Linked DNA regions of Homo sapiens: region 2 is linked to region 1. The links are chromatin contacts, found by Hi-C or POLR2A ChIA-PET in ENCODE. All regions are on one chromosome and are shown on one strand. Each heading gives the region's core, a stretch centred on a gene start or an enhancer-like site at or near the end of the contact. The rest is flanking DNA. Distances are from core to core; before and after follow the strand shown. Region 1 has its middle 16 kb from the start of INAFM1. Region 2 overlaps DHX34 (DExH-box helicase 34).

Region 1 (3,661 bases), core at 1-2,500:
GTGCGGTGCATCATGGGTGGACATGGGGAAACCCCATCTCTACTAGAAATACAAGAAATTAGCCAGGCGTGGTGGCATGTGCCTGTAGTCCCAGCTACTCAGGAGGCTGAGGCAGGAGAATCACTTGAACCCAGGAGGCAGAGGCTGCAGTGAGCTGAGATGGCACCACTGTACTCCAGCCTGGGCGACAGAGCAAGACTCTGTGTCAAAAAAACCCCAAAAACAAAAAACATGCAAATAAAGTAAAAAGTGATAGGTGGGACGGCCACCTGTCAGCTGTTGAGCTCTACTGTGGGAGAAGGTCTGGGGAAGGATTGGGAGGGGTGTACGCCATGAAGGGTGAGGCTGGGAGTGTTACACGTGTTATGCACAGTAGCAGGTATTGGTTAGAATGAGATAAGCTGCTGTAACAAATAGACCCCCCTGCTGCCCAGCCAACAATGGCTTAAAAAAGAGAGTTTATGGCTGGGCAAGGTGGTTCATGCCTGTAATCCCAGCACTTTGAAAGGCTGAGGTGGGAGGGATAGCATGAGGCCAGTAATTTGAAACCAGCCTAGGCAACATAGCAAGACCCTGTCTCTATAAGAGAAAAATTTTTAAAAATTAGGTGGGCTTGGTGATGTGTGTCTACAGTCTCAGTATTGGGGCTTAGCCTGGGAGGGTTCTTGACTTTGCCCATGTAAGAATTCAAGGGTGAGCCAGTGGTGTTATTTTTTTTTCTTTTTCCTTTTTTGAGACAGAGTGTTGCTCTGTCACCCAGGCTGGAGTGCAGTGGCATGATCTCAGCTCACTGCAACCTCCACTTCCCGGTTTCAAGTGATTCTTGTGCCTCAGCCTCCCAAGTAGCTGGGATTACAGGCATGTGTCACCGTGCCCGGCTAATGTTTTGTGGAGGTGAAGTTTCACCATGTTGCTGGCTGGTCTTGAATTCCTGGCTTCAAGTGATCCACCCACCTCGGGCTCCCAAGATGCTGGGATTACATGCATGAGTCACCGTGTCTGGCTCAGTGGTGTTAAATAGCAACTTTTACTGAAGCCTCAGTGCACAGCTGCAGCAGAGGAATTGCCCCTTGCAGAGCGGGGCTACCCCACAGGCAGTGTGCCCAGAAGAGCAGCCCAGAGGCAGCACTGCTGTCATATTTATACCCACTTTTAATTATATGCAAATCAAGGGGCAGTTTATGCAAAAATTTCTAGGATGAGGGTGGTAATTTCCAGTCACCGGGTCATTGCCATGGAAAGTGGTGCTAAGGTCCGAGTGTTGCCATGGCAATGGTAAACTGATACGGTACACTGGTGGGTGTGTCTTATGGAAAACTGCTTTTGCCCTAGACCTGTTTCAGCCAGTCCTCAGTTTGGTCCTGTGTACAAGCCCTGCCTCCTACCTCAGTAGGGTAGGGCACTGGGCAGAACTGTGTGACTCCCATTCCAGGCCCCAGCTCCTGGAGGACATTTCGAACACACCGTGAGGGGGAAGGGAAGCTGCTGTGTTGAAGGTAAGGACCCAGTCCTGGCAGGTTCATCACCTGCTGACTAAAGAGCCCTTGGGCCCTGAATAATCAGCAGCGGTGGCCAGGCCAGGTGGTTCACGCTGTGGGCCTTAGGTGAGACTCAAACGTGATGGCTTCAGGTGGAACCTGGCACATTCCCGGCTGTGGTGGCTACATGGGAGAGACTCCTTCTGCTTGAGAAAGCAGAGAGGCCAGGCGTGGTGGCTCATGCCTGTAATCCCAGCACTTTCTGATCAAGTGGATCACCTGAGGTCAGGAGTTCGAGACCAGCCTGGCCAACATGGTGAAACCCTGTCTCCACTAAAAATATAAAAATTAGCTGGGCGTGGTGGGGGTCGGGGGGGGCGCATGTAATTCCAGTTACTCGGGAGGCTGAGGCAGGAGAATCGCTCGAACCTGGGAGGCAGAGGCTGCAATGAGTCCAGTTCACGCCATTGCACTCCAGCCTGGATGACAGAGTAAGACACTGTCTCGGAAAAAAAAAAAAAAAAAAAGCAAAGGGAAGTCTGGGCGTGATGTCTCATGTCTGTAATCCCAGCACTTTGGGAGGCTGAGGTGGGTGGATCATCTGAGGTCAGGAATTCAGGACCAGCCTGGCCAACATGGCGAAACCCCATCTCTACTAAAAATACAAAAATTAGCCAGGTGTGGTGGTGCATGCCTACAATCCCAGCTACTTGGGAGGCTGAGGCAGGAGAATCGTTTGAATCCGGGAAGCAGAGGTTGCAGTGAGCTGAGATTGCGCCACTGCACTCCAGCCTGGGCAACAGAGCAAGACAATGTCTCAAAAAAAAAAAAAGGAAAGCAAAGTGAAGAGTAAATGCAACTTCGTCTTGCAGCTTAGCTGCCAGCTTGGCCACAGAGGGGTAGAGCCCCAAGTGCACTCTTGGGGTCCCCGATTCCAGGCCATGGCTCTTGGACAGCATTTTTGGACCTGCCCTGGGCCAGAGGGAAGTCCACAGCCTTGAAGGGAGAGTTCTAGGCCTGGCAGGATTCACTGCAAGCTGACCGAAGAGCGCTTGGGCCTGGAGTGAACATCAGTGGTGGCCAGGCAGTACTTGCCGTGGGCCTGGGGTGGTGGCCACAGGGAGAGACTTCTTGGCTTGTGGGAAGGAGAGAGAAGAGTGGGAAGGACTTTGTCTTGTGGCTTGGGTAGCCCCTCAGCTATAGTAGAATAGAGCGCCCAGTAGATTCCTAAGGTTTCCAACTCTGGGTTCAAGCTCCTGCATGGCATCTCTGGACCCACCCAGGGCCGGGGGGACCTCGCCATCCTGAAGAAATGAACACAAGTCTGCTGGCTTCACCACCTACTGGCTGTAGAACGCTCGAGCCTAGAGTGAACATAGGTGGTTTCCAGGCTCTGGGTACAGCGGGCCTTGGGTGAGACCCAGGGCTGTGCTGGCTTCAGGTCTGACCCAGTGCAGTCCCAGAGGTGGTGGCCACAGAGGAGCTTGTGTCACCCCTCCCCCAACTCCAGGCATCTCAGCACAGAGAGACTCTGGAAAAAGTAAGGGAAGAGAACAAGAGTCTCTGCCTAGTAATCCAGAGAATTATTATTCTTCTTTTATGAAACAGACTCTTGCTCTGACACCCAGGCTGGAGTGCAGTTGCGTGATCTCTGCTCACTGCAACCTCTGCCTCCCAGATTCAAGTGATTCTCCTGCCTCAGCCTCCCAAGTAGCTGGGATTACAGGCGCCCACCACAATGCCTGGCTAATTTTTTGTAGTTTTAGTAGAGATGGGGTTTCACTATGTTGGCCAGGCTGGTCTCAAACTCCTGACCTCAGGTGATCCACCCATCTCGGCCTCCCAAAGCACTGGGATTACAGGCATGAGCCACCATGCCTGGCTTACATATCTTAACTTTTTCCTTACAGTTTCCCTCTCTCTGTCCCTTACAGGTGCTTCTGGAATAGTATTTTCATCTCGTCCACTTTTTTTTTTTTTTTTTTGAGACGGAGTCTCGCTCTGTCGCCCAGGCTAGAGTGCAGTTGCGCGATCTTGGCTCACTGCGAGTTCCACCTCCTGGGTTCACGCCATTCTCCTGCCTCAGCCTCCCAAGTAGCTGGAACTACAGGCGCCCACTACCACGCCCAGGTAATTTTTTGTATTTTTAGTAGAGACAAGGTTTCACCATGTTAGCCAGGATG
Region 2 (3,321 bases), core at 680-3,179, 88 kb after region 1:
CGGGAGCGCCGGGCCCTGCACCAGCTGAAACGCCAGCACGAGGAGGGCGCGGGGCGCAGGCGCAAGGTGCTGCGGCTGCAGGAGGAGCAGGACGGCGGCTCCAGTGACGAGGACAGGGCTGGCCCAGCCCCCCCAGGGGCCAGTGATGGCGTGGACATCCAGGTGGGCGCCATGGGCTGTGGGGTGTGGGGGTTTACCAAGGTGGGCCTTGGCCTCTCCTGGGGGGGTCCCAGGGGACATGGCCCTGTCCTCATTTCAGGAGCCGGGTTTCCATGGACGGTGCTTGGTCCCAGGTATCTGCAGAGCCTGGGGGTCTGCGGATCATGGTAGGAGCCCCTCAGGTCCCCTAAGACTCTGCCTCCCCGTGCTCCCCCCAGGATGTGAAGTTCAAGCTTCGGCATGACCTGGCGCAGCTGCAGGCCGCTGCCAGCTCAGCCCAGGACCTGAGCCGCGAGCAGCTGGCTCTGCTGAAGCTGGTGCTGGGCCGGGGCCTGTACCCACAGCTGGCCGTCCCCGACGCCTTCAACAGCAGCCGAAAGGACTCAGACCAGGTGGGGCCTGTTCTGCCCCATCCTATGTTTTGTCCTCCAACACACGAACCCTGAGTGCCTGTCCTGTGCCGGGAATGCAGTGGTGACTGAAACAACCCTGGTTCTGTCCCCATGGGGCTCACAACCCAGTGGGAGGACAGACCCATCCCCAGACAACCCAGAGTGGGCAGGGCTTGGGGAGTCAAGAGCACTATAGGAGCCCACAGGGGGCATCTGCCCCAGATTTGGAGGAGTCAGGGAGGGCTTCCTGGAGGAGGGAACCTGGGCCAGAGGGTGGAGGAGAGGCATCCTGGGCAGAGGAGAGAGCAGATAGGAGGGCTTGTGCTTTCTCTCTGTCCTCCGCAGATTTTCCACACGCAGGCCAAGCAGGGCGCCGTGCTGCACCCCACCTGCGTCTTCGCTGGCAGCCCCGAGGTGCTGCACGCACAGGAGCTGGAGGCCAGCAACTGCGACGGAAGCCGAGGTACAGTGAGCCCAGGCGGAAGGAACCCCCATCCGGGATGTGAGGGGCAGGGATACCGTGAACTCCCAGGCCCCTCTGGCTGGGGCTCCCACACCGGCCCAGGCTGGTATTGACGGGGGCCCACAGGAGGGGAAGTTCCAGGGCCAGGCCTCCCTGGGTAGCCTTGGGTGACTCACCCCTGCTGGGCCTCACCTTCCGCATGGTGGTGATAGTCAACCTAAGCCAGTGTGGCTGTGCCCAGAGAGTGAGCACCGGTCAGGGGGCCTGTCCTATGGACTCTGTGAGCTCCCAGGTGGGTCCTGCAGAGGGAGGCCCCCCTGGCACCCGTGTGCATGGAAGGGTGTCTCGCTGCAGGCATGGCTGCGTGCTGGGAGTCACATTCAGATTTGGCTGACCTTCTTGTCTGAGCCAGGCCACCAAAGCCATGCCGTAAGCATACTCTTTCTATCGATGTGTACTTTGACCGGGTGGGACAGGCGGGCTTCTGATGGGCCTGGGTGGGCCAGGGTGGGCCTGAGCGGTCCTCCTCAACCTTTCAGACGACAAGGACAAGATGAGCAGCAAACACCAGCTCCTCAGCTTCGTGTCCCTGCTGGAGACCAACAAGCCGTACCTGGTGAACTGCGTCCGCATCCCTGCCCTCCAGGTGGGCCTCTGCCCCACCCCGCCCCCATGCCCAGATATGAGAGCTGCGTTGCCCAGGGTGGTGGGTGGGGGCACCGCGTGGGCTTGGAGGGGCCACCTGGCACCTGGGCTGGCCGCAGGCGTCAGCCTTGGGCCGTTGCTGTGGCTGCTTTTTCTCTCATTCATGGACTTGCTCAACAGTTAACCTGCCAAGTGCCTGCTGGGTGCCAGGCGCTGTGCCAGGTGCCAAGGGCGCAGCAGGGAACCAGGCATGAAGCCCAGCCCCTGCCCTCTCGGGCTCTAGTGGCAGGGGACAGTGACAGCAGTAGCACAGTGATGCCCTGAGCGACGTGTGGGAGGGTGGACACAGGGTGTGGTACAAGATAAGGCCACCTGGTGTCCCCAGGCAGAGACCCAAAGAGGAGAGCGTGTGGATCTCGGGGCAGAGTGTTCCAGGCAGTGGGGTGGCCTGCACAGAGGCTCCGAGGCAGACATGTGCCTGGCGTGCAGTCAGCAAGGGAGAGCGTGTGGAGATGAGGCCAGAGAGGCGAGGGAGACAGGACCCTGGGGACTTCTCAGAGCTGGGACAGGGTCCCAGCCAGGAGGGCTGGCAGCTGCCAGGAGGGAGAGGAGGGTGCTGCCCCGGTGGAGGCTGAGGCCGAACTCAGATCATGGATGCCCTTGCATGGGCACCGGCAGCAGAGCCATGGGCCCCATGGCAGCCACTGCCCTGCCCCTAGTGCTCCTCGAGCGTCTTTGTGATCCTAGGCCTGGCCTCGGAGTCCTCACGCAGCCCTGTGGGTCTCCCTTTATAGAGGGGACTGAAGCTCAGGCAGGGGCGGGGATACGTCACCTAAGTCACACACCGAGCAGGTGGCCAAGCCAGAGCTCCTGGGTCACACTGCCCCCTCCTGCCTCCTGGCTCACTACCAGCACTCCCCGGCTTGGGTCCCAGGGAACGTGGAGGGGAGAGAGGAACCTGCAGGCTCCTAGAGCCTCAGGGTTTTGTTGACACTGCGATTGCCACCAACACCACAAAAGCCAGCTCAGCTCAGTCACTTCTGTGTGTGTCCACACCTCCCTCGAGCCCGTCTGGTGGGCCAGGCACTGTTAGTGTTCAGTGTTCTGGGGCCGGGGGTGCAGCTGTGGTCAATGTCAACCAAACTCCCCACCCTCATGGGGCTCAGATAGGATGGTAGAGGCAGACGGCAAACCAAAAGGGTGATGCCAGGTGCTCATGTGAGCATGGGAAAGCAGGCAGCACGCAGGCCGAGGGACAGAGGATTGGCGACCAGCCGGGCCGCAGGAAGCGGAACAGACCTGCTACCTGAGGCGCTCTCTCCCTGCACTGGACTGCTTGTTGAGAGAATCTGGCCAGCTCACACCTGGAATCCCAGCACCTTGGGAGGCTGAGGTGGGAGGATTGTTTGAGCCCAGGAGTTCAAAGGCAGCCTGGGCAACATAGGGAGACTCTATCTATCTCTACAAAAAATTTTAAAAAGTTAGCTGGGCGTGGTGTTGTGTGCCTGTAATCCCAGCTACTCGGGAGGCTGAGGCAGGAGGATTGCTTGAGCCTGGGAGATTGAGGCTGCAGTGAGCTGTGATTGTTGACACTGCACTCCAGCCTGGGTGACAGAGTGAGACACTGTCTCAAAAAATAATAAGCCGGGCATGGTGGCTCAC

Evidence for each region. Hi-C counts contacts between places; a loop is a spot of excess contacts on that map. ChIA-PET counts read pairs that join two places held with the same protein, here RNA polymerase II (POLR2A). Pooled maps may share reads with other maps.
Region 2: a loop to region 1 is called in a pooled map of posterior vena cava, with 2.3 times the contacts of the local background. The contact joins two enhancer-like sites. A Hi-C loop is called at or near these places in 19 of 168 maps with a recorded cell type or tissue (GM12878, GM13976, GM13977 and 16 more) and 5 of 50 pooled maps. POLR2A ChIA-PET finds 5 or more read pairs at or near these places in 7 of 52 experiments (AG04450, BJ, CD8-positive, alpha-beta memory T cell and 4 more).

The regions. Positions count from the first base shown.
Region 1 is chr19:47,288,566-47,292,226 of GRCh38, forward strand. No RefSeq gene overlaps it. Among named protein-coding and RNA genes, the nearest start is that of INAFM1, 16 kb to the left of the region's middle. RefSeq lists an enhancer at 1,303-2,154. Within about 2 kb of position 1,251, at least 14 of the 41 ENCODE cell types and tissues checked have a DNase peak (open chromatin) inside an H3K27ac peak, as active enhancers do.
Region 2 is chr19:47,375,547-47,378,867 of GRCh38, forward strand. DHX34 (DExH-box helicase 34) reads left to right here. Exons shown (of 17, transcript NM_014681.6): 10 at 1-162; 11 at 378-551; 12 at 897-1,014; 13 at 1,554-1,660. Among named protein-coding and RNA genes, the nearest start is that of DHX34, 28 kb to the left of the region's middle. Within about 2 kb of position 1,930, at least 5 of the 41 ENCODE cell types and tissues checked have a DNase peak (open chromatin) inside an H3K27ac peak, as active enhancers do.